Regions from separate parts of the Homo sapiens genome. Here regions 1, 2, 3 and 5 are each linked to region 4. The links are chromatin loops, found by intact Hi-C in ENCODE. Cell type or tissue: ascending aorta. All regions are shown on one strand.

Evidence for each region. Hi-C counts contacts between places; a loop is a spot of excess contacts. Peaks named below come from ENCODE experiments on the same cell type or tissue, not always from the same donor. Only the 100,000 strongest peaks of a DNase experiment are listed, where the experiment ranks them.
Region 1: it touches region 4 in a loop (4-fold over the local background); 4 of 110 quality-filtered maps call a loop at or near these places.
Region 2: it touches region 4 in a loop (7-fold over the local background); 97 of 110 quality-filtered maps call a loop at or near these places.
Region 3: a loop joins it to region 4, with 13 times the contacts of the local background. A loop is called at or near these places in 64 of 110 quality-filtered maps.
Region 5: a loop joins it to region 4, with 4 times the contacts of the local background. A loop is called at or near these places in 76 of 110 quality-filtered maps.

What each region holds. Positions count from the first base shown.
Region 1 is chr1:205,808,337-205,813,336 of GRCh38, forward strand. It overlaps SLC41A1 (solute carrier family 41 member 1), which reads right to left and starts at 4,862. Exons shown (of 11, transcript NM_173854.6): 1 at 4,472-4,862; 2 at 1,734-2,751. The coding sequence starts at 2,105. RefSeq lists silencers at 1,927-2,158, 4,593-4,852, 4,993-5,000 and an enhancer at 4,656-5,000. In ascending aorta, a CTCF peak has its summit at 2,332; DNase peaks (open chromatin) are centred at 2,362, 4,235 and 4,895; H3K4me3 peaks cover 5,000 bases; H3K27ac peaks cover 2,935 bases.
Region 2 is chr1:205,981,735-205,986,734 of GRCh38, forward strand. It overlaps RAB7B (RAB7B, member RAS oncogene family), which reads right to left. Exons shown (of 6, transcript NM_001164522.3): 5 at 3,806-3,931. Among named protein-coding and RNA genes, the nearest start is that of RAB7B, 19 kb to the right of the region's middle. In ascending aorta, a CTCF peak has its summit at 2,577 (motif pointing right); a DNase peak (open chromatin) is centred at 2,616; H3K27ac peaks cover 230 bases.
Region 3 is chr1:205,789,464-205,794,463 of GRCh38, forward strand. It overlaps SLC41A1 (solute carrier family 41 member 1), which reads right to left. Exons shown (of 11, transcript NM_173854.6): 11 at 1-2,255. The coding sequence ends at 2,070. Among named protein-coding and RNA genes, the nearest start is that of RAB29, 16 kb to the left of the region's middle. RefSeq lists an enhancer at 2,169-2,228. In ascending aorta, a CTCF peak has its summit at 2,291 (motif pointing right); a DNase peak (open chromatin) is centred at 2,301.
Region 4 is chr1:206,104,076-206,109,075 of GRCh38, forward strand. It overlaps AVPR1B (arginine vasopressin receptor 1B), which reads right to left. Exons shown (of 2, transcript NM_000707.5): 2 at 2,861-5,000. Among named protein-coding and RNA genes, the nearest start is that of AVPR1B, 11 kb to the right of the region's middle. In ascending aorta, a CTCF peak has its summit at 2,694 (motif pointing left); a DNase peak (open chromatin) is centred at 2,666; H3K27ac peaks cover 329 bases.
Region 5 is chr1:206,027,755-206,032,754 of GRCh38, forward strand. No RefSeq gene overlaps it. Among named protein-coding and RNA genes, the nearest start is that of CTSE, 6.4 kb to the left of the region's middle. In ascending aorta, CTCF peaks have their summits at 3,059 (motif pointing right) and 3,261; DNase peaks (open chromatin) are centred at 1,979 and 3,087.

The DNA.
Region 1 (5,000 bases), 300 kb before region 4:
GATGACCAGGGACAAGTTACCTAATCCCTCTAAGCTACAAGTTCCCTACCTACAAAATGGAGATGATTATGGATCCTACCTCATGGGCCTACCGAAGAGCCCCCCAAATGCTTCCCCACTACCATTACTATTATCCAGAAAATAAGACAACTCTCTTCAGTTCACCTCTGGACCCTGGCTCTGCAACCCTTTGTAGGTATCAAACCAGAATGCAACAACTTCAAGAATGAGAACTGAGGCCACAGGAAAGGAATAGAAGAGGTGAAGAAAAATGTTACCCTAGTCTCTTTCTCCTCCTCCTACTGTCCCAGTCCCGGCCCTAGGGGGAGGAGCAGCCCCTAGCAGGAGGAACCCAAAGCTCCAGGCTGGCTTCCCAACCTCCATGTAGGAACAACCTTCAAGATAACAGTTTTGGGGAAAGGGGAGGCAGTGCAAGGCACTTTGGCATGACTTAAACAGCACTCTCATGAGCAACCAAAGGTGCAGGGTTCCCCTGAAGGGCTCAAGTCAAAGTTCTCCATGTGCACACACTATCAAGAACCAACCCCCTTCAGTCTCCCAGGACACAGGCATGGTGAGACCTACCAGCAGAACTCTATATCACTATGGTCTGTAGGGTTGGCTTGGCACAGGGAAGGTGATGCTAAGCTTCGTGTCCTTCTGGGAGATATCACAGTCAGGGAACACTGGGGGTCCCAAAAAGCAAAGGCCAGATCTCCTCCTGCCTTGGTATTAATATTTCTCTGAGTACCTAGGACAGAGGCCAGCATTCAGCAGGAATTTGATACACATTGCTGAATTACTTAGGTAAACCCAGCACCTTCAAAAAGTTTGGTGTGCCACACTGTGCCTAAAAAACTTTTATCTAAAAACAAAACTTTAACTCTTGGACCTGGAGGTTCTTCATAAGTCCTGACTCACAATAAATTAACATGGCACATCTCTGGCTCTTAGATTCCATGTCCCACCGACTCTCATCCTTCATTCTACCCAATGTCCTCAAAAAGAACCCTCTTTGCCCAGGGCAGGTTCAGAATGACAGGTGAGGAGCAAAGAGGAGAGACAGTTCTGCCCAGGCCTAGTTACATTTTGTCCCCATTTACAGCAGATAATTAGCACATTTGGGTCTTGTTACACCAAATCTCCAAATCATGCATCAGACAGCAAGTGCCCACCCCCACCCCCCAAGGGGATTATGCCAAGGTTACAGGAAGATAAGCAACACAAAATGCCTTCAAGAGCCTTCCTACTTAATTTGAGACCCTCTTGGCAGCTGAACAAATTCCTGCCCAGTAGGGGGATGGAGGAGAGGCTTGAAACTGAGCTTTCTACTATGGGTATCCTTGAAACCCCAAATGCAGGGGACAAAAGGCATAAAGAGGAGACCCTTGTAAATGTCTCCTACTGAGCTGGGCTCGGCAGGACTGCTTGGGAGAGATGGCAAGCAACGACCCTGTTCCATCTCTCCTCTCCCAAGCCTGAGCTCGGGAGCCAATTCTGTTTCTATTTAGCAATACTGCCCTGATCACCTCCCCAGGGCTACTCGGTTTCCTTGAGGCTTCTGTAGAAAGGAACTAGACCAAGAAGAAACCGAGGACATGATCCAAAGGAAAACAGTATTCTAGGAAGCAGCAGCCACTTCTGACAGGGAGGTAGAGAGGAAGTTCCAAGTTTCCCAGCAGGCAAAGGTGGCCCTGGGCTCACAGTCAAGAGCTGCCCTACTCAGGTCCTACCTGCACGATGTCCAACACCATGCCAGCAGCCACGGTCCCAAAGCCTGCCAGGAGGAATGGAAACAGTACTTGCAGCCCGATGGAAAAGGAGGTCTCCTTGAGCGGGGAAGGTGGCGCAGGGCCACGGTCTGTGCTGACGTCGTCACTTTCGTTGCTCTGGCTCCCGTTCTCCAGCAGGGCGTCCTCCTCCCGAACCCCCTTGGCGTTGGCCCGAGACTCAATCACCACCTCTACCCCAGCCCCATCAGGCCCCAGGAACTCTGAGGTCCCAGCCAAGGGCTCTCTCCCTGGGCCATCTGAAGAGCAGGGAGAGGCAGAAGGGCCAGTCCCGTTCAGTTGGTGGACGTCCTTCGGCTCTGGCTTAGAGGACATGACAGGCACGGAGGAGGGGAAGGGAGAACTTTCCTCTCTTCTTTTTGCTTTCTCTCTTCTTCTCTAACTTGGGAAAGAACTTAGTCTTGGGGTGAACCCAGGCTTGGGCGCCGCAGGACCTCTTCCCACGGCTCTCCACTCCTACCAGGCACTGCAAAAACTGATCCACCAACAGGCAGCCCCATCAAGCACTGAAGCCGCAAGCTGGGAAGAAACAAGAAATTCCTCACCAGACAGCCACTAGGGGTGCAGATGCCTGACTCCAACCCACCAGCTCTGTGCTTGAAGAAAAAGTATCTGTCCTCTTATCTTCTTTGGTTCTCAGTGGCAGGCTCCTCAGAGCAGGGGGCATCCAGAGTAGAAGAGCTCAACCAAATTCTGGGGTGCCCTCTGAAGTGGCCCCTCTTCCGTAAAAAGCAGCTTGAGTTCAAATCTTTCAGAACACAGTGCCAGCCTGGGGCTGCGGCTCCTTCCCGCTCCTTTGGCTGGGCTCTGTCAGCTTCCCACAGCTCCTCAGGCTCTGCTGGTCCCAGCGCAGCGTCTGCCGTCTTTCCCTTCTCTTCCAGAAACTTCCTCCCTTCCTGGGAAGAGCTAATACCTCTTCAAATCCCTGGTCCTTAAAGTCACGAGAATCAGTGTGGAACACCTTATGTGGGAAGGAGAAAGAAAAGAAAAAGAACATTACACTATAGCAAAGGACAGCTTGTACTGGGAGAATTTCCCCCCAAGGAAGTTAGGAGTTCATCATATAGCTATAGAGTTTGCTATTTGCCTCCCTTTTTCCGCAAAAATTACTCAGTCCTGCACTGCTCCATCTGGAGGCTCAGCAGGAGCTATCCCCGCCATCCTCCCCACCAGCAACCCTCCTGAGGGATCACCACCGTGGTCACCAGCAATGAGATGTGACCAGCCTGGGATTGGGAAGATGCTGTGCAGAAGCCCTCTGCACTGTTTCCTCAGCAACTGGGGGTGGGTAGGTGTGTCCTCAGCAAGACCCCTTCTTGAATGCCCATTAAGAACCCTGCATTATTTAAGTGGGGTTCAGTTACAAATTCAGTCACAAACTCCCTGCCACACAGCCACCCCTGTATAAAGTGACTGCTTATCATCACAAGACAGCAACAGAAAGACAGCCACACAGGGCAAAGAAATAGGGAGAAACTGATTGCTGAGTGAAGTCCCCCAGACCCCAGATCGTTCTAGCTTCTGAGAAAACAAAACAAAGCTAGGAGGACTCCCTGGGCAGTGGGGCAAGCCTGCCAGACCAAGGCCAAGAGCCAGAGGCCTACCCACTCCTGCCCTTGAGAGTCAACAGTGTTACAAAGAGCTCAGACAGCTGACTCGGATCCAGGCCTCTGTCTCTCCCCGTCTCCCCCTGCTCTTGGCCCTGTGAGCTTGTCAGATAGGACAAGGGAGTTATCTCAGTTAGAAGGGACAGAGCATAAAACGATTGCTTATTACCCACGCATTTCAGTTAATTAGGCTCCTCCTGTTCCCCAGGGTTACTGAGAGTTGGATATAGTGGAATTCTTAGAAACAAAAACAAAAAAACAAAAGTAGCAATAAAAAAAACCCAAAACAAAAACCAAAGCACCGTAAGCCAATATGCACTTGCTCCAAATGCATCTCTTTAGCTGTAATGGCTCCACTTCTCTGCCTAAAGGAATCCCCAGGCTTCCTAATTCCTGATGGACTCCCATCCTATTCCATTTCACCAGAAGAGCTCTTATTCGTAAAAAATAAATTTAAAGAGAGTTCCACCAGGTAAGAGGAACAGGTCCTTAAGTATTCCAAACACACACAATTAGTCAAGTTCAGTTTAGGAAAGGAGGTATCAAACCCCAGGAACTGGCCCAGGAGAACTGTTTCCTCTATCAATTCAGTCACCCACCAGGACTCCCTTTTCCAATCTCCTTAAACACAGTACTGTGGTTCTTTCAAACTCCCTCACCAGAGATCCAGGAGGAAACCTCTGAGTCCAGTGCCCCTATGCCAGAAAAGTTTCTGAGTCCGCTAAAAGCTGACACCCCCGCCTCCCTCCTGTGTTCCTGGCAGGCCACTGAACCTGAGAGGGGGCTCCCAGGAGGGGAAGCCAGTCCTCCCTCACCACTCCCCCTGTAAAGAGACTTCAGACAGGCCTAAGGCCCTGGGACGAAAGAAGCAAAAGTGAACCAGGACGCCCTATCCCCTCCTCCCAGGCGGGGACAAAAAAGACCCATTTTAGTATCCCCAACCCCGAGGAGGGAGAGAAAGTAACTGGGTGGCCTCCTCAGTCTCTCCACCACTCAGATTCAGCAAATGCGCTGCGCGCCAGGACTGCCGCCCTCCACCACCCCCTCCCCGCCCCAGGACCCCACAGGACTGACCTGCCCCTCGCCTGGGAGGAAGGGGGGCGCCTGGCAAGTGGCAGCGTGGCCCGTGGTCTCGGGGGGTGCAGGGCACCCCCTCTTCTCATCACTCCTCCTCGACAGTCCTCCTTGGCCCCCGGCGTGCCCCCCCACACCCCCAGCCAAGGCGAGCGTCCAGCCGCGACACCCGGCTCGCTACATTTCGCTTCTGCGTTACAGCGAGGCCGCCGCTCCGCTTCCACGCGGGGGAGGTGGCCGGGGAGGGCAGGATATATCGCTTCGGGCCCGGCGGGGGGGCACCCGGACGGGGGACCGGGGAGCCGAGCTCACGCGCCCCCAATCGCTTCTTGCCCGCGGACTCGGGCCCAACTGGTTGGCTGCCGGTGGCAAACGTGATCTGGGGCAGACTGGGTGGCACCCCCCCCGCTCCATCAAAAATAGATTCTCGGATGGACAACAGCAGCAGCCAATCAGGGACTGGGGAGGGGGCGGGATCAACCTCGGCCCGGCCCCCTTCCTTCGCTTCGTGCCCAGGAGGCGGGGCGCC
Region 2 (5,000 bases), 120 kb before region 4:
ACCTACTCTGGTTTCTTTCAGAATGTTAGCTGAACACCTACTGTGGTCTCCTTCAGAATGTTAACTGAACACCTACTCTGGTTTCTTTCACAATGTTAACTGAACTCCTACTGTGGTCTCTTTCAGAATATTAACTGAACACCTACTCTGATTTCTTTCACAATGTTAATTGAAAACCTACTGTGATTTCCTTCACAATGTTAACCGAACACCTACTCTGGTTTCTTTCAGAATGTTAGCTGAACACCTACTCTGGTTTCTTTCACAATGTTAACACCTACTCCGGTCTCTTTCAGTATGTTAACTGAACACCTACTCTGCTCTCAGCAGGTGCCTCACATATTGCTCTCTTTACTACAAGGCTCACTTGCAGAACTCAGACGTTTCCACCTGGTGTCTCGAGGATCCTTGAATGCAATGTGCTCACATGGACGTCATTATCCCTTTCTCTCATGAAGCTCCTGCTTTCTCCTTTGTTCCCCGTATTGCTTGGCTCATGGAATCACTAATCCATTGTCCCTTCATTTGCCAAGCTAGAAACCTGGTCATCAGCCTAAACTGCTCCTGTTCCTTTCTCCCTGCATTTGATCATCATCAGCTCCTGATGTTTCTACCTCCAAAGTCTCTTTAATTCACCCTCACCTTGCCAGCTCTATCCTCTCACACCTGGACTATTGCAGTAGCCTCTTCATCATCACCCATGGCGCTCATCCTCTCGGCAGCACGAAGCTCCCTTGCTGAAAACCCTATGATGCAGCTCCATTTTAAAACAGCATGTAATGCCCTCTCTGCACTACAATAGCATTTTATTTAACCCTCACAGTAACCTCATAGGGAAGATATTATTATCTGTACTTTAAAGTTAGGGAAGTGGTGGCTTAGAGAGGCTTCATGACTTGCTCAGGGACACACAATGAGAGGTAGAGCTGAGTATAAAGCCAGATCGTTCCGACTTCAGAGGCCCAGCTCTTTCCACCCCAGCTGGGGGCTCACTCCTTATTATAGAAGCGCCTCCCACATTCTCCTCTCAAAACACCCTGGGCTGGAGCAAATGAGCCCACAATCTCCCTGGGAAGGAAGGCAAGTTCCTTATAGGAAATGCCTCTGAAAACTTTTCTTTGACCTCAAAATCTGTATTTGTAAACTTCTGTTTCATCTTAAGAATTGATGTGAATTTTACATTCTATGCCCTAGTTAAGTGTGTTTGTTTTTATGTGAACGTTTCTCCTGCAAATTTCTAAGTAACAAAGACACTGCAGAAAGTTGTGCCCTGTTGGGTTTCAAGGTCCTGGGTGAGCTCCTGAGCACCTCGGGCAGCCTAGCAGCACCATCTGGAAGGCGTGGGCCTGTGGTATGGCATCTGCACTCCTAGTCGGGGTTCACGAGGCCTTGGTGGCCTTGCTGGCTTCATCACTAACTATGTCCCCGTGCTCTGACATTCCTCCACGCCAGGTGTCTTCTTGCCAACATGACCTACAGTAGGTGTCTCCTATAAGCCCCAGGAACTCATGCCTGGGTCTCTGGCCTTGGCCTTCTCTCTGCCCTTCTTCCCCTCCGGCTTACACCCACCATGGCCTACCATCTCCACCTGCAAACTGTGAATTACCTTCCAAACTTTCTGACATGTCACTTCTCCCAGCAGGCATCCTCACTCATCCTCACTACCAGCTGTCTGGGAGTCACCTTGTCATCTTAATCACACCCCCCACAGCACTCATGTCACTCCGGGACAGTCACTTATGGATGTCTCACTCTACTGACCTCAAGTGCTCTGAGGGCTGTGTCTCCAGCTCTAGCCTGACAACTCAATGGATATTTATGGACTCAAATTATTTTCATTTTATAGAGAGGAAATGGAAGCTCAGAATAGTCATATGTCTTGCCAAGGGGTCCACTTGAGAGAACCAGGGGAGGATTCAAATCCAGGCCAGTCTGATCACAGGTACCACACCTGTGACCTCCAGACTTCTGATCAGTGCACATGCCCCATAAACATGGGGGACCGACATGGATTGCTACCCATTTATTCTTTTGCCAAGAAAGGGTGTTATAAAAAAAATGCAAGCAGACAAGCCACTGTCTACTAACAGCACCATGTCATAACAGCGACACAGTCAGAAGGACCTGATTTAACCACAATATAGTAGGAAGGACACCATTTGAAGAATAAAGGATACTCCTTCCCCAGATAGGACAGGTGCTAAGCATGCACAGACACGGGCTGTGGGCTGATGGACACTTCCTGGTGACTAAGCATTTGGCAGTCGCTGCACTGTGCTTGTGGAGGATTATTGATCAATATCACCACCAAGGTCAAACAGCATTCCTCAGCACTCCAGGAGGACAGCAAGAGCAGGCACGCCTGTGCTTCAGGAGCCAACTACACCGCCCATGTAATAAAGCCACACTTCTTGACCAAGCACTAAGAGAGGGACACCTCTCTGCTTTTCCTTTCCCGAGACAGTGAGGGCTGGAGGAGAAGCAGAACAAGAGCCAGTGAGGGTCGGGGGAACCCTAAGATCAGGGCTGTGAGGCCTGAGGATGCCTAGCTGGGCTCTTCTCCCTGAGCAGCCGCTAGAGGTAGCTGCTGCCTCTTTCTCTCTGGGACAACCCCTCGCTGGGGCCTGGAGCACTTCTTTCCAGAGCAGCTGCAGAGGGCATCCCATGAGGGCGGCGGATGCTTCCACATAAGGGAAGCTTCCAGTCCCCCACCCTCATTTGCCCATTTCCTCAATTCAGAACCATTGCTGCGATGATCCTTTCCCCTCTCCTAAAAGGCCCATGTTGATGAGATGTGGCAGAATGATGACACAAGCTGAGCCCCTCCCCATGCCAATCCCAGGGCTTCCAAACTCCACATCAGACTGACGTTAAAACCACGCCACTGCTTCCAGGCAGCCTTCCATGGTCTTCCCCACCTCCTTGCAGAATTCAGACTTTTCTACCTGGTGTCTCAAGGAACCTTGAACGCAATGTGCTTACATGAATGTCATTGCCCCTTTCTGTCATGAAGCCCCTGCTTTCTCCTTTTTTCCCTGTCTTGCTTGGCTCATGGAATCACTAATCCATTGTCCCTTCATTTGCAAAGCTGGAAACCTGGCCATCAACCTAAACTGCTCCCTTCTCCCACTCCCTTCTTCCCTCTCCCTCCTCCCTGCCTCCTCCCAGCCCCCTCTCCTTCCCTGCAGCATGGGCTGTCTGTGAGCCCCTCCTCTAGACCCTACCCCTAAGTCCTGCCCCACCAGACCACACTGTATTGCAATCACTTAGGGGCCTATCTGCCTGCCTCTTGAGACAGAGGGTCCTGAGGCCTGTACAGTGCCTGCCACACACTCAACACATTCTTGCCGAACCTTCGTACCTAGGGGTCTACGTCTATTCATCTTTTTGATTGGGAGATGTCAGCAACTCGTACAGGTTTGATATTTCACTTGGGTGAATGCCTGGCACCTCCCACCAATGAAGATTGGACTAGACCATCACTTCTCAAACCCTTCCTCGTTAGGATCTCCAGGGCTCAGGTACAGGACTGGAGTTTTTAGATACTCCACGAGGGATTTGGTTAGTTAGCTGGATTGACAGACCACTGACTGCATGCTCTAAGGTAGCTTTCTACCTCTGGCATTCTGTGGTTCCAGAGCTGGAGTGCTGTTAAACCCATTCCATAACTAATTAACTGAGACGATGAGCAATCCTGTCCCACCCACATCCCTGCCCACACCCAAGATGTTCTTCTCTGGAAGCTCCCGAGACCCTCCCCAATCCAGGGGCGGTCTCAGCAGGTCCTGCCGCCACAGCCACTCACCCTCGACAGAGCCCTACTGGCCAGCATCTCAAACGCTTGCACCACATTGATGTCATTCTTGGCACTGACTTCAAAGTAAGGAATATCTTTCTCTCTACACCAGCCTTGAGCTACTTCCTGGGGTACCTGAATGAGGGAAAGAAATAGGCGTGGTGTCTGTATTATCATCGCCATCACCACCATTGCCACCATCACATCCCCACCATCCCCATCAGGCCCACCATCCCCACCATCCCCATCATCCCCACCAGGCCCACCATCCCCACCAGGCCCACCAGGCCCACCATCCCCACCAGGCCCACCACCACTCCCATTTATTGAGAACCTCCCAAGTGTCTCTAACTTTACATATAAATGTAGGAGGTGGGAACTGTTAGCTCCATTTCACAGATGAAAAAACGGAGGCCTGGAGAAAAAAAACTTGCCCAGAGTATGTGAGGCTGAGCAGGATTTGAACACAGGCCTGGCGGAATTACAGCCCACTGCACTTTGTTGCCTTCCTAAGGCCTAAACTAAGAGCTTCTGCCAACATTGCCTCTTTTGTCAGTCCCTTCAAAGAGAGCTGCACATGAGAGACACCAGCCAGGAATGGCAGGAAGGGAGGACTTTCTTCCCCAGCCCAGCTAAGCAGGCTCACACTCAGGAGGCCTGTTGCTGGGCAGAGACTCGGGTCTCAGCTGACCTTGCTTCCCCAGGGCAGGGTCCTAGGAACAATTAATAAGCTCCTACTATGGGCCAGTTGCTGTGTTAGTCACTTTATCATATATGAACTCATCTCATCCTCTCCATGACCCTGTGAGATAGGCATTATCAGTTCCACTTTATAGACAAAAACACTGAGGTTCAGAGAGGTTCAGCAACTTGCCCCAGATCACATAGCTGAGAGAAGGCAGAGCTTGGATGTAGCCCCAGCTCAGTGCTCCCCCTGGCATCTGAGCTGCCCTCTACAGGGCACTGCATAAGAACCATGCCTCTCCTTTTCTGTCTCCCTTCGGGAGCTCAGGGTCAGGAGCTCAGCTCCTGGTCTGGCACACATGAGCCACCAGGCACAGGCTGAATGACTACATCTCCACCCAAGTGCAAACGGCGTTCAATTTGTGATGTTGGCTTGGAAATGCTCTGGAAGCCCTCTGGGTTACTTCCAAAGACAATTGGTACCCCTGAGTTTGATGTCTAATTATTTGGGGAAGGGGAA
Region 3 (5,000 bases), 310 kb before region 4:
TGGGGTAGGGGTGGCTGGAGACCACAGGGACACAGCCTTAGGGGCAGAGGAGTTGGTTTTGATGCCTGTACAAGAAGAATCTGTGTGTAAGTATTTTTTGAGGTGGAGGAAAAGATGAAAAAAGTCCAGAGGGAGGAGGAAAAACAAGCCCAGGCTGGTGTTAATGAATTCTGTTGGACACAACTCCAACTAGAAAACCTCTAAAATTCCTTCCAATTCTACGGTTCTATGATTCCAGAAGGAGGCCTGGAGGTCTGGGTAGAAATGGAGGGAGAGAAAATATGGTCTCTGGAGGTCTAGGGCAGGTTCCTGGGATAAGGTGCAGTGTTGGTAGAAACAGGATCATTGCCTAAGCCTTCCCTTGGAGGTGGGCCCTTGAGGCTACAGATGGAAGGGTTTCTGTAGAAGCTTCTGAGAGAGAAGTTAGAAAAAGCCTACATCCAAATCCCCAGATCTGTACACGTGTGACTGCGGATGGAGGCTCCAGTTTTCTCCCAATTTTGTGCTAGGCAGAGAAAAGTAGAAACAACCAGATGATGTCCACCCTGCTAGTTCTAAATCCTCTTTTGGGTGCTTGGTAAGGAGAGGTGGAGGGAAGGGAATGTGAGGAAGGGTCGTTTAGGGAAATAAATACTGGTTGAGCAATGGGGCGGTGGCTCTAGCTGTGGTCAGCACTGCACAGAGTAGGGGTCTGGAAAGGAGAAAGAGGCAGAAGAATCTGGCTTGAAGTAGATGCAAATACTTACAACGAGGAAACTTTCTCTGCCAGATTCAAAGGGGCACATGGCCTTTGTAACCTGGAGAATGAGGTGAGGTTAGAGCTGTGTTTCCCTTACCACTGGCTTATCAGTGCCTGGCACAGTACCTAACACATAGTAGGCACTCAATAAATATTGCTCAAAGAATGTTTCAGACCATGCTTGTCTGCAGGAGAGCTCATCTTGCGGAGGCTGCATATTTGCTAAATGAACGAATAAATGATTGGTGAATGTTTGTGGGTAGAAGCCAAGAAAGAGGAAAACTGACCTCTATGGCATGACAGAACGAGTAATTTTAGGAAGTGACAGGGTCCAAGGTGACCAAGTGATTATGTCCTCAGGAGAAATGGCAGCAATGAGACACCTGTGGTTGTCCTCAACCTCCAAACCATTCTCCACATACCCATGACCTGACCCTAATCTCAAAACCCAACCTGGCAAGCTCTGGGGAAGGTAGTGCTTAGAGACAATTTGAGATGAAGGTTGAAGAGAGACAAAGAATCTGGGCCCAGGGAGACAAAGTCATTTGGGCCCAGGGAGAATGTGGATTTTGGGGAACCAATAGGTGGACATGGGTCAACAGGGAGAAGAGTGCACTGTTCCATTTTTTCCTGGATATGACAATCAACTGGAAATGATCAGAGGGAGGGGTTGTTGATGTTGACCAGGCCATTGAACAAGAGGCATGTGCACAAATTGAAAAGTCAGTCCACCTTACTCTTTCTGCGAGTGGGAACGCTTAGGTCCAGAGGGCAAGAGAACAGAACTGGGATCACAGGGGCCTGGAGCAGGTGTCTCCTGTCCAGAGCTTTGAAGTTGGTCCACTTCTACAAAAGTATGTCTGTGTTTGGGAGTGTTACTTATTCTTCTGTCCCTCTGTTCAACCAAAACCAAAAATAAAACAAAACAGATAAAAAGAAAACAAAACCAAAAATCCAGAGCCCACTTACAAAGGGTTTCTCATTAGGGCCAAGACAGGTTGCTAAAGCCAAACCCCATGTCCCCAGATTCCAGACAAAACTCCCCTGCTCCAGTCCACATCACCTGGAGGCACCCACCATGAAACTGCACTTGGTGATTGTCTCAAAAACCTACTTGTACTGCTTATCTCAGGCCATCTGTGTTTCCCAAATTCTTGCTATACAAACTTGGCTCAATGTATAAAAATTCCCATTGAAAATAATGAGAATTTGGTATCAAAGTGAAGTCCTAGAAAGAGGTGGGAGTGTGGGGTGGAGGAGGGACAGGGGAACAAAAGAAAAATTTCAAATAGAAAGTGCAGAGGGATGGGGAAAATGTTGAGTGACCAAGCTAGTCCCCGACATCCGTGTCTCGGTCCCCTATGAGCCAGAGAACATGGAAGCTGAGTGCTAGGAGCCCAGTGCCAAGCAGGTCCCCCAGAGCAGTCAAGTATGGGATGGAGAAGTTGTCCGGGTCCAGGCCCCGGCCCCACATCCAGTGCACCATCCAGTCTGCGATGTACAGGAGAATCAGCACCTGGGGAGACAAAAGGGCCCAGCCTATAGCCATCCTCTCTCTCCAGGGGGAGCCAGAGGCCACATGATCAGACCCATTCAGTGCATCACAGGGCTTGGCTGGCCATAATCCTTACTTTTTAATCTTCCTCTTTCCACCCCAGCAACCTCTCTGTGTTTCTCCACCCCACAATTACCACTTTGAGCAGACAACAGGCACAATAAGAGCTCTTTAGAAAGGAAGATGCTGCTACGACCCAGGGTCACCCACATCAGCATTATATTCTGCTCCCAAGTTTACCAAACAAGGAGCTTCCTGACCTAAATCCTACTTGTTGCAGAAACTCAGCCCTCTTGCCTCTAACTCTGGGTCACCTCATTCTGGGGTCACTCCAATTCCTGCCATGTTGGCCTTTCCAGGAGCATGGCAGGGGGCTGGCTGCTGGAGTCAGCTTTTCCTAAAGGGATGTCTTCTCTCGGCAGAGTGGTATAAGGATAGTGTTTGAAGCTGCTGCTGGCGGTTGTCTTAAGTAACAGATGATCATCCCAAGCTGGCTTCCTCCTGACCCTTTTCATTCTGTTGTTGTGGCTTTTCATTCCATTCTTTTCCATTGTTTGGGCTCAAAGAATGCAAGTTTATTTTAACATTAGTCCTAATAAAGTTGAATTGTGAATAAGTCACCTCAATATTAATATAAAGCAGACAATGCATACCAATTCAAAATACATTTGACATGATCTGTGGCTTTGATTTTATCTGTGTTCTTGCTTACCTTCTATTAATACAGATAATTAAGAATGACTCAGATCAGAATCTCGCTAGTGGGCCCAGGACCAGCAGCATCAACAACAGCTGGGTGCTTGTTAGAAATGCAAAATCTCTGGACCTCTTGAGTCAGAGTCCGCATTTAACAAGATTTACATGCGCTTTTAAGTTGGCGATGCCCTTGATCTAGAATACCACGGTGGGGCAGGCCTGAATCTCCTAGAATCTGCACAGTGCCTGACATTTGGGCTCCCTAAATGACTGCATCTGCGTGAGAATGAAACAGATTCTGACGGTCAAGCTCTAATACAGTCAGTCATCTGGGAGGTTTTACCCTTGACTATACTTTGTAAATACTGTGGTATGAAAATTCTGCCCTAAGGGATCCAGATGCGGGAACCACAGCCCTTAAGGGATCCAGAAGCCAGAACTGATACCTATTTTTAGGCAATCTTGGTTGCTCTCCTGTCCTCTCTCTTTTTTTTTTTTTAAATTTTAGGCTCTGCCTGAGAGAATCCTGCCCTCTCTCCAAGGAAGCCAGAGATGACTCTTCACATTCTCCCTTGCTCTGCACACAGCTGTCTTGTGCTACCACGGCCTTGGCTCCCCTACCTTCCATAACTTCACACCCTTTCCAGCAGCTGCAGAAGGGTCCCAAATAAAGAGCATGGCCAGGAGGCCTTTGGGACATGCCCTAGGAAGGGAATGGTAGCAGCTGTCCTCACATTCCAGCTTCTTGAGCAGGCCCCAGGACACACAGCTGGGAGGAGGTGGCAAAGGGATCAATAAGAGCCTTTACAGGGGATCAAGTGTCACGCTCTGGCCCTCCACAGATCTAGAGAGGACAGCAGAGGCAAGAATGTCTCCAGGGTATTCATCATGGGTGATGGCACTGAGGCTCATCCTTTCCAATTCAGGCCAAGGGATGAGCTGAAAACCTCCACCACAGACCCCTGGCATATCCACCCCCATCTTCCCACCACGTGCTGCACTGGAACCCACTAGCAATGGAATGTGGCAGCTTGGCTAACTGCTGCAGGGCAACAGCATATGGCTGATTCTCAGCCCCGCCCCTGCCAAGATGTCCGAACACAACCTTTCTAAAGCTGGGGGTGAGGGGGCTGGAGGGATAGGTGTTAATCAATACAGGACTGGCGAAATAAAATTATGGTCTGTGTATCACAGAATATGATGGAGCTGTAAGAAAATCAGGGTGTTGTTCTCTTTATGTATTGATATGGAATGATCTCAAAGATAAACTTAAATGAAAAATGCAGGGTGCAGACAGTGTGTACAGTATACTACATGTGTGTAAAAAAGAGGAAGGAAATAAGAAAAATATATGTTTACTTTTATAAATATAGAATAGGTTTGAAGGACACACAAGAAAGGGATAATACTGATGGTCTGTGAAGGAGAGAAACAGATGGCTGTGAAGAAGAGGACAGAAAAGAAGACTTTTCACTGAGGTTTCTCTATGAACCTTAAAACATTTTTGAACTATGTGACTATTCAAAAATCAAACCTATAAAAATTTAAAATGTAATAATAAGGGTGGATCTAGCTGTAAAGGGATAGCATAAGGGAGCCTTGTGGTGATGAAACAGTTTTCTGTATTTTGGTTATAGTGGTGGTCACACAAATCTCCACTTGTGATAAAAACTGCATAGAACGAACACACACGCACACACACACACGAGTGCATGTAAAACTGGTTCAATCTGAATAAGCACTGCAGATTGCATCAATGCTAATTTCCTGATTTTGATACTGTCCTAAAGTTATGCAAAATGTTATTTTCCCATGGAGGGAAATTGGGTAATGGTATATGGGATTTCTGAACCTTTTTTTTGAGAACTTCTTACAAATCTGTAATGATTTCAAAATAAAAAGCTTTTACAATGTAATAATACAAGAAGGGAGAAAGTGTCATGGTATTATGGAATGGCAAGGCTACACAGGATCCGACAGATTATCTAGTGCAGTGGTTTTGACAGTTTT
Region 4 (5,000 bases):
GAACTCCTGACCTCAACAGATCCTCCTACCTCAGCATCCCGAAGCACTGGGATTACAGGCATGAACCACTGCACCCGGCCTGATCTCTTAAAAAAAGGGGGAAAAAATGCCAGGCGCGGTGGCTCACGCCTATAATTCCAGTACTTTGGGAGGCCAAGGCGGTTGGATCATTTCAGGTCGGGAGTTCGAGACCAGCCTGGTCAACATGGTGAAACCCCGCCTCTACTAAAAATATAAAAATTAGCCTGTTGTGGTGGTGCACGCCTGTAATCCCAGCTACTCAGGAGACTGAGGCAGGAGAATGGCTTAAACCGGGAGGCAGAGGTTGCAGTGAGCCAAGACGTGCCATTGCACTCCAGCCTAGGTGACAGAGCAAGACTCCGTCTCAAAAAAAAAGAAAAGAAAAAAAAATTCAAGAGTGTACTGAAGAGATTCAGACAAGTTACATTGCACCCAAGAGACACCGCAGGGACAATGCTGAGACAGCTCCCACCAGGAGAGGGGATGAGAGTAAACAGACTGCCTGCTTTCCGCAGAATTCTGGGACAGGCCTTGGGTGTTGAGAGGAGAGATCAACAAAAAGAAGATTGGGTGGGGTCAAGGCATCTATGACCTAATTGTGGGGACAGGAAAGAGCCAGAGAGCATGTACAAAACAACATGTAAAAAACAATGAACACAGAGCAATGAAACCAGAGCCTATCAGTATTTACACAGATCCGGGGAATAGGATGTTAGAATCAGCCAGCCTTAATCAGAAAAAACATCCCAGAAAGAGGTGATTTCTGACCTCAGTTTAGAAAAAAAGGGCGGAGGCCGGGCGCGGTGGCTCACGCCTGTAATCCCAGCACTTTGGGAGGCCAAGGTGGGCGGATCACAAGGTCAGGAGATCAAGACCATCCAGGCTAACATGGTGAAACCCCGTCTCTACTAAAAATACAAAAAATTAGCCGGGCGTGGTGCCCGGCGCCTGTAGTCCCAGCTACTCGGGAGGCTGAGGCAGGAGAATGGTGTGGACCCGGGAGGCGGAGCTCGTAATGAGCCGAGATCGTGCCGCTGCACTCCAGCCTGGGGACAGAGCGAGACTCCGTCCCCCCCGCCAAAAAAGAAAAAAAGGGTGGAAAATCAACTGATGGGAGAAAAGGCAGGAGGAAAAGGAACAGACCTGACCTGCTGCAGGCTCTCAATAAATGCCTGAGGGGCGGCCCAGAGTGGCACTGTCTGGAGAACTGTCTGTGTCTGGGCTCAGAGGCTGCTGTGATACTCTGGCGCAGGGAGTTGACGTCAGGGAGACCAGAGACCAGAGGCTAGAATGATTGTAGACCATCTGATTAAGCTCTGTAATAAACTCTGCTTCAGAAATATGACATTCAGTAGTGAATATATCATGGAGGTTAACATTAGAACCCACCCTGATTGCTTATTAAGTGAAGGCATTCTTGGAGAGTGCTGTTAGATTTAACAGTTAGATTTAACAGTAGATTTAAACGTGTGACCCTACCAAGTGACTTACAGAGGTTAGAACTTCAATAGTGCACATGACTGCTCAGATGCCCTCATAAGTACAGAGGAAGGCTGATGTCACCTCCTGAGGAGTTTGAGCCAATAAGCTAATAATTGGGGCCAGCTAACAAATTGAACTAATCCTCAAAGTCATTGCAAGCCACGTAGAAACAAAATGGCCTTTTGTTTGTCATATTTCCATGAGCTTCAAGGGTGAGCTGTCTAAATCGGTACAAATAGTCACCTGTATGAGTAACCACCCTTTGAGGAGCATAGCTTCCAGTTCAGTGAAGTCACATTCTCCCACGTTATATGTCATTGGTACCTCCCAGAAACAATCATACTGTTTCACACTGGGTTTCTCCATGGACATGGACTGGACAAAGATTTTTCCAAAATTATCTGATAATAAGACACAGAAAAACTGATTTGCTATTGGCAACCAGTAGATGGTGGATTACATGCCAACAATGACCTAGGAATATAGACCACAGTAGACCATAATAAATGTGACCTGTTTTCAATGAATTCTTATTCTAAAGGAGCAAGCATCCAAATGCTCACCATGGGAACTGCAGCAAAATTCCACGAGCATCCTATTAGCCACCAAGACGTGCTAGGGTGAGGAGGTATTTTACGCTCAACATCAGTGGGTTTCTTTGCTTCTGGAATTGGGACAGATTGCTGGGCTCCGAGGCACTCTCAGAGAAGCCTCCTAACCCATGCCCCCAGATTCTAAACCAGAACCCGTAAAGTAACTATAGCTCATGTGGCTTTTTGAGGTCCTACTAGGGCCCTCAAACACTGACTCATGTGTCTTGCTGCCTTTTGGGCAGGAATTCCTATACTCATTTCCTCACCTTGCAGTAGAAACCTCTTGTTCTTTGCCTTGCCAAATCTCCGTGGGTTTAGAGAGAACCCAGTGTGTGTCCATGTATCTCAGGAGAACCGGGTCAAGTGAGGGACCAAGACTCTTTGGAACTTGAGGACTCACAAGCTAAGAGGCTGGGTGACTTTCCTAGCCTTCCCTGTTAGTCATTACTGCTTCATATCCTCCAGGAGAGTTAAAGAATGTGCACTGGATCTCAGCAATATTTGGCTAGAGAAAGGGCCTTACCCTGATTCTTAGGCAGGAGCTGCCAAGTCAAGCCCAGCGGAGGCCAGGCCCACTTTTGGCTCCACACTGCCACCTTGTGGTCCTATGGCAAACTCGAAGACACTGCTTTTCCCACTTAAACTGGATGCAGGGTGGCCCCTTTCCCCAGCAACCTCACCCCTTCACTCAAGACAAACACACTTTAATTTTATCTTGCACATCCAATTATCATTGTCCCTAGAAAACTAAAGATGCGCAGGAATTTCCTGGATATTAAATCTTTTTATTGGTGAATTTCAACCTGGGTTTCTGACCCAGGAATGAACTGCTACAGCCTGGGCTGAATCTATAGCCCTGTAGTAGATAAGTGATCTATTTACATACAAAACACAGACACATTATCTGGGAAAGTACTGGCCTGTGCCAAACAACATAACGATTCTGAGAAATCCCCGTAGTCAACCGATGAACCCCTCCTGTCCTCCTCTCTGTCCCGTCTGCCCCTCATGTCCTGCTTGTACATAGGTTTTAAGGGACTAAAGTACTGTCATTCACAGTCACAGGATGGCATAAACAATTTACACAAGTGCCCAGCCAGAGACGGCATTGTTCAGTTTCTCCTGGGGTTAGCCGTCAGAAATGGGATTCACCCCAGAGAGCACAGAGCCTCCTTCTTGCTTCCACAGGGCCCCTCCTCCTTGAACCCTATCCAAGGCCCTTCCACTGGCCCAGACTGTCCAGGCGAGCCTCCTACAGGTCCTGCAGAACTTTCACTCATAGATCCGATGAGATCCACCATTTCCTTCAGGAGCTTCCTGGAATGGGTTCCCGAGGCCCTCAGCCAGTGTGCAGTCGCTCCCCACTGTCCATATCACAGGACAGAACCAGCTTTCTGGAAAAGATCAAGTGTAGCCTTTCCATGGGAGGAACAATGAGGGCTCCAAAGCCACCACCCCAAGTAAATTATTCTTGTGCAATGCAAAACAGAAAATATCATAGTAGTAAGAGGGGATCTATAGAAGGCAAAGGGTAGACAAGAAAGTGCTTTAGTCAGCCTTGATCCCAGGTCTGTCTCCTCTTTTCCTCTCTGAACTGTAGACTCTTTTGGGTCAGGACCCTGGAGGTCATCTACCAGATGCAATCTGGAGCCAGGCCATTGTTCCCCTCTCTAACATCTGTTGAGTGCTCTATCTCTAGTCTACAATCTTACAAATCCCTCCCAACAAAGTGGGCATTGCTATTTCTATTTAATAAATGAAGAAAGCATTGCTGGGGGAGATTGGATAACTTGCTTAAGTTGATACAGGTAGAAAAGGGGTGAGATCAAGATGCAAACCCAGGTCTTTGGGGCACACAGCTGGTGTTCCTTCTACCTCCCAGTCATCATGAAGAACAAAGATTTACCAACTCTAGGCATTAGGGTCAGAAACTGTGGTCTAAAGATGGGGCAAGGGGGTGGGGAGGCCGCTTTTGTAAGCAGGGGAAGGAGCAGATTCAACAGCTCTGGCTGGCATGGGAGGCTTCTAAGCCCACTTCACCAGGGCAGATAGACAGGGAAGAAGTATTAGATGTCAGGGGCTGACATGGGCAACAGAACTCAGTGAGAGGGAGACTGTGGGTCCTCCCATCTGCCTGAGCCTTGGTCCCATTAGGGTCTCACTCTCCAGTTCTCTAGCACTGAAGGACTGGGACGCTTTGCTCACTCACAACATTCAGCAAGGCTCTTTTCTTTTTAGAAAGCCTCAGGAGGCTTCTTAGAGCTGAGTGGCCTCTTAAAGAAGTATATCCGCAAAGCCACAGTCATTCCTCAAAGCTTCCCTGGGAGTCAGGGGTAGAGACTGAAAGTGTTCCCTAGAGCTTCCCTCAGGAGCTCTTAATTAGATTAGTAATTCCTTACGTTAGTATAGAGCTCATGACTTTACAAATGACTTTTATATCCACAGTCCTATTTGATTCTCAGAACCAAGCTAGCAAGGACTGGCCAGCATTTTATTGATGTGTGTCATTGGTGGTGGCAGAACCAGGATGCAGCTTTGCTGATGTTTCAGCTGATGTCTTTTCCACCAGCAAGGCTCTCTCTTCAATTGGAATCAGAATTGGGTTGGGGAAGCTATGCCATGATAAAAGTCCCCTGGAGATAATGAGCATGTGCCATGCTCTTCCTCTACCTCGGTCTACCTTGGCCTGCAGCCTCTCCCAGCCTTGGAGGAGGATTCAGCATCCCAGATGAGGACAAAAGTGGACAGTATGGCCATGGTGGGACCCACCGTCACCAGAATTGAGTCAAAGAGTATATCAATGCCATTGTCATAAAAATGCAACAACTCTTCTAGACCCTGTTGGTTATAATATCCTTTGTGTTTCTCTGTAACACCATTTCCAGTATTGCAGAGTCATGGAAG
Region 5 (5,000 bases), 76 kb before region 4:
TGAGACCAGCCTGACCAACATGGAGAAACCCCATCTCTACTAAAAATACAAAACACCTGGGTGTGGTGGTGCATGCCTGTAATGCCAGCTACTCAGGAGGCTGAGGCAGGAGTATTAATTGAACCTGGGAGGCGGAGGTTGCAGAGAGCCGAGATCCTGCCACTGCACTCCAGCCTGGGCAACAAGAGTGAAACTCCATCTCAAAAAAAAGAAAGAAAGAAAGAAAGAAATTGTCATGGCCACCCCAAACCTGGAGCAACTACCACCTTGATCAGTCAGCAGCCATTAATGTCCAGGCAAGACCTCCGCCAGCAAAAAGGTTATGACTCCCTGAAGGCTCAGATGATTGTTAACATTTTTAGCAATAAAGCATGTTTTAATTAAGATGTTTTTAGACATAATGCTATTGCACACTTAATAGACTACAGTACAGGGTAAACACAACTTTTGCATGCATTTTGAAACCAAAAAACTTGTGTGATTGACTTTATTGCAATTTTCACTTTATTGCAGTAGTCTGGAACCAAACCCACAGTAGCTCCAAATGATGCTTGCATGTGGAAGTTCTTGAAAAACTGTAACATGTCATGTGAACTAAAGATTGTCACTAAAAACTTCAGTGTTTCAGAAGTGCTGGAAGGGTTCTTACAGACTCTCAAGACAAACCCACTTGTATAGCAGAATGAGAAAACTGAGGCAGAGAGGCAAAGTGATCAGCCCAAGAGCACATGGTTCATTTAGTGGCTGATCTAGGATTAGGACTCAGCCCTCCTGACTTCTAAGCGGGCAAACTTTCTGCTACAGAATTATAGCATCATTATCACTGAACTGTTGAAAGGGGGCTAACCATAACCCCTCCCTCCTTTTCCATCTTTTAGACCTCTCCCTGCATCCCTCTTGCCCCTGTTTACTAAATGTAGAGAGTTTGCCTGGCCCAGGCTTGAGAAAAAGCTGACTGGTCCTTGCAGCTGTGGGCCACCTGACTACTGAGTGGAGCAGACACAGCCTCGACTGCCTGCAAGGAGCCCCTGGGTCTAGCTGGATTTTGGAAAATTTGACAAAGGTTAAGAGCAGGAACACTGGGGATGTTTGTCAGAGCTAATGGGATCTGTCCTCTCCAGAGACACCAGGAACTGAACCTACCCTGGCTGTAGATTACTGGCCTTTTCCAGCAAGAACCAAATATTGCTGTGGACAATTTGAACACTTTCCAAAGAACAAAAGACCTTAGGCATATGTGTGGTTGTCTGTGTGTGTCCTTTGAGCAGAGGGAGAGAGAAGAGCATTTGAGGTGAAATAGTATGATGTGGGGGAAAGTGACACATAGTATAGTCAATGATCCGGTCTCTCTGCATTAGGAGAGGGTCTTTGGAGAGAGAGAGAGAGGGGTGGGGGGAGAGAAAGAGACGCTCAAGAACGTGGATTGGAGGCTGGCTGGATGTAGAGACTTTGTTCCCAGAACATTTGAAAGCTGGTGGTGGTGTCACTATCTAGTGAACTTCTTTCTGGAGCTTCAGCTTCCAGAAAGTAAATTAATAATAAGAGGACATTTGGGAGGCTGAGGTGGGCTGATCACTTGAGGTCAGGAGTTCAAGACCAGCCTGGCCAACATAGTGAAACCTTGTCTCTACTAAAAATACAAATATTAGCCAGGCATGGTGGCACGTGCCTGTAATCCCAGCTACTCAGGAGGCTGAAGCGGGAGAATCTCTTGAACCTGGGAGGCAGAGGTTGCAGTGAGCCCAGATTGCTCCACTACCCTCCAGCCTGAGAGGGCAACAGATGTCTCAAAATAAAATAATAACAATATAAGAGGACAGTTGCTCAGTGCTCTGTGGATAAGTTTTATCAGGGCTCGATAGCTCCTAGAACAGAGTCTGTTACTGTCAGACATGAGCTGGCTCCTGCTCACAGGGGAGCCGGCACCGCAGGATGCACTCCAGGATGCCTGACTCTTGCAACACATTGCTGGTTCAGCACAAACCTGGCCAACTGGGAAATGGCCCAACCTCTTTTGCTTAAAGTTAGGAAATGAGGGAAAATCCACGATGCTGTGTGTGGTACAGTAGAAAGATGTCTGTACCAGGTGAGATGAGATGAGATGAGATGCCTGGCTCCAGTCCTGGCTCTGCCACTAACTGGCCATATGATCGCAGATAAATCCCTTCTCTCTGAATCTAGTTTTGTTGCCTATAAAATGAAGAGGCTTGATTGGGTGACAATATCAAGGAATACTTTGGAAGCATTAGCTCTGTGCTAGGCTCTGAGCTAAGGGACTTACAAGCATTAGTTCATTCAAATCTCTCACCAATCCTATCAGCTAGGTATTGTTTTTAAGCCCATTTTACAGATGAGGTAATTGAGGCACAGAGGGTTTAAGTAACTTGCATAAGGTGCTGAAACCAGGATTCAAACCCAGGTTTGCCTTTGAAGTCAGTGTTCTTAACTGTGGCATTGTATTGGGTCATCTTTGAGGTCTGACATTCTAAAATTTCTTTCTGGAAGAGAAAGGCACCGAGGAATGGGAGAGAGGAAAAGAAGAGAGGGACAGAGAATAATTTCTTGCATGGTAAAAATTGGAGGCCTTCTTTTATTGTAAGAACAAATGGGTGTGTGCATGGTGGGGTGTGTCGGTGAGGAGCTGCATGATGAGATATCTTCTCACTGCATATTTTTCAAACATTTTCTATTTTGCCATCAAGGAGTCTCTCAGCAAGGGAGACTATTGTATTGCCGACAGGAGCAAAAACTCCCACATGTACCTTTCTCCAACTCCCCACCTTCGACACATTCTGAAAAAATAAAATTTAAGGTGCTCAAACCATTTTTTTATTGCCAAAAGAGAGCACCTGGCACTAAAAGCTTACTTTTTCCATGTGTCTTAATATACTTTGGTTTGTCAAAGCCTCTTGTTTTCATGCAACTGGAAATAAGAAAGATTCAATGTCTTCAGTATCTCCCAATGTCAAGGATTCAATTTGTTGGAGTCATTTCCAAAACCACCAGCAATTCTACTCCAGGAAAGTGCCTTTCAGACCAGCCATTGCTACAGCACAGTCAGCAGAGGGCGCAGGCACTGGGAAAGTTTCTCACTTGAATACTGCCTGTGTGTCTTTGTGGCGGGAGAGTATGTGTGTCTGTACCTGTAAGCAGGAAGAGCAGCTTATGCCTCGGGCTTGCGCAAAAGCAGGACTGCACACTAACACCACCATCTGCTTTGCTTGTTACTGAGCCCAGGCTTTGGAAGCAGACAAAGCAAGGTCTGAATTCCCAACTCTGCAACTTAACAGATGATTGCATGACATTGGGGATGTGCCACAGCTTCAGATTCCTTCACTACAGAAAAGAAAGAATGATTTCCTTGCAGAATGGTCTGAAGATTCCATGAGACCATCTTCAGGATGAGTGCTTTCTATATATTACACAGCCCAGTGCTTGACATCAAGTAAGCCCTCATTACGGGTAGCCTGGCTAAATTCCACTTTATGCCATGCACTGCTCTAAGTGCTTTAAATGTAATAGGAAATAGGCCCAGACAGGGAAAGGAATTTGTCCAAGGCCACACAGCAGGTAATCATGGAACTAAGCATGCTGAAGCTCAGGAAGTCTCTCTACAAAATCTGTAATGTTGGCTGGGCACCGTGGCTCACGCCTGCAATCCCAGCACTTTGGGAGGCTGAGGCGGGTGGATTGCTTGAGTTCAGGAGTTCAAAACCAGCCTGGCCAATATGGCAAAACTCCATCTATTAAAAATACAAAAATTAACCAGGCATGGTGGCTTGCACCTGTAGCCCCAGCTACTCAGGAAGCCGAGGCATGAGAGTCGCTTGAACCTGGGAGGCGGAGGTTGCATTGAGCTGAGATTGTGCCACTGTACTCCGGCCTGGGCGACAGAGCAAGACTCTGTCTCAAAAGAATCTGTGATCCTAAACACAACTCTCAGCTGCCATGTATAGTTTACATATTATTGTGTATATTAACAGACTGAAATACATTCTGAAGGTCATTCACACTGATGTGTATTTTAATTGTTCAGGACAGTTGCTGAAGCTTCCACCTGTCCTCACTTCTTACTCTGTGATTAGGGGCTCAACTACTGAAAGGCTACAAAATAAATATACTCTTTGATACATAGTTTCCTTATCTGCCAAATGGAGTTGTTAGTTATTAGAAAATTAAATAAAAGCATATGTGAAAATGCATGACACACAGTAAAAGCTTAATAAATAATTAACATTTTATTATAAGAAGAGAGAGTATACCATAGCAAATATGCCATAAATCTGATTCCTTCCCTCCGTTAGTCTCCATGAGTTTTCTTTTTTAGATTTATAGTCACAGGGGCCTCCCTCTGCAGTGCTCCTTTCTTTAATGTTTTATTTCCTGTACCAGGACTGCCAGACTTTCTGAATCAGTTTCCATCCTGGAACTTCCTCAAGAGCCATCAGGGAAGGATTTAGGCTGTGGCTAGGTAGAATAAAGGCAGACCTTTAATCTCAGGTTCTTGTTTAAGGTGAATTTGTCTCCATTCCTAAAAACTCTTGTCTTGTTCCCAGCCCATTAAGTGCCCTGGAAACCCACAGAAGAAAAACACATATTAAAGATGCAATTAAATTTACGTCTGTTCCAAGACACAGAGACACTCGTCTGATCTTCCTTTCAGGTTTAACAAGCTTCTTTTTTAGGAGAGCCTCCAAATGAAACCCCATTACTGAAGTCTTGGGAAACACCACTCATTCATTCACAGAAAAATCTAGATGCTTAGTTTCATTGATCCTATTTCAGGAACAAAAAGTCTGAGGCCTCAAGAGGGCTCTTCCTCAAAAGGGCAAGACACAAGTATAGGAATCTCAGAGTCTTCCTAACCGCAGATGTGTGCACTGCAATGGCTCAGGCAAGAGACAGTGGTGGCTTAGAATAGAGTGGGGATGGTGGACAAGGAAAGAAGTGGTGGGCTGAAGTTTGTTTTGGAGATAGAACCATCTGGACAGGCTAGCAGA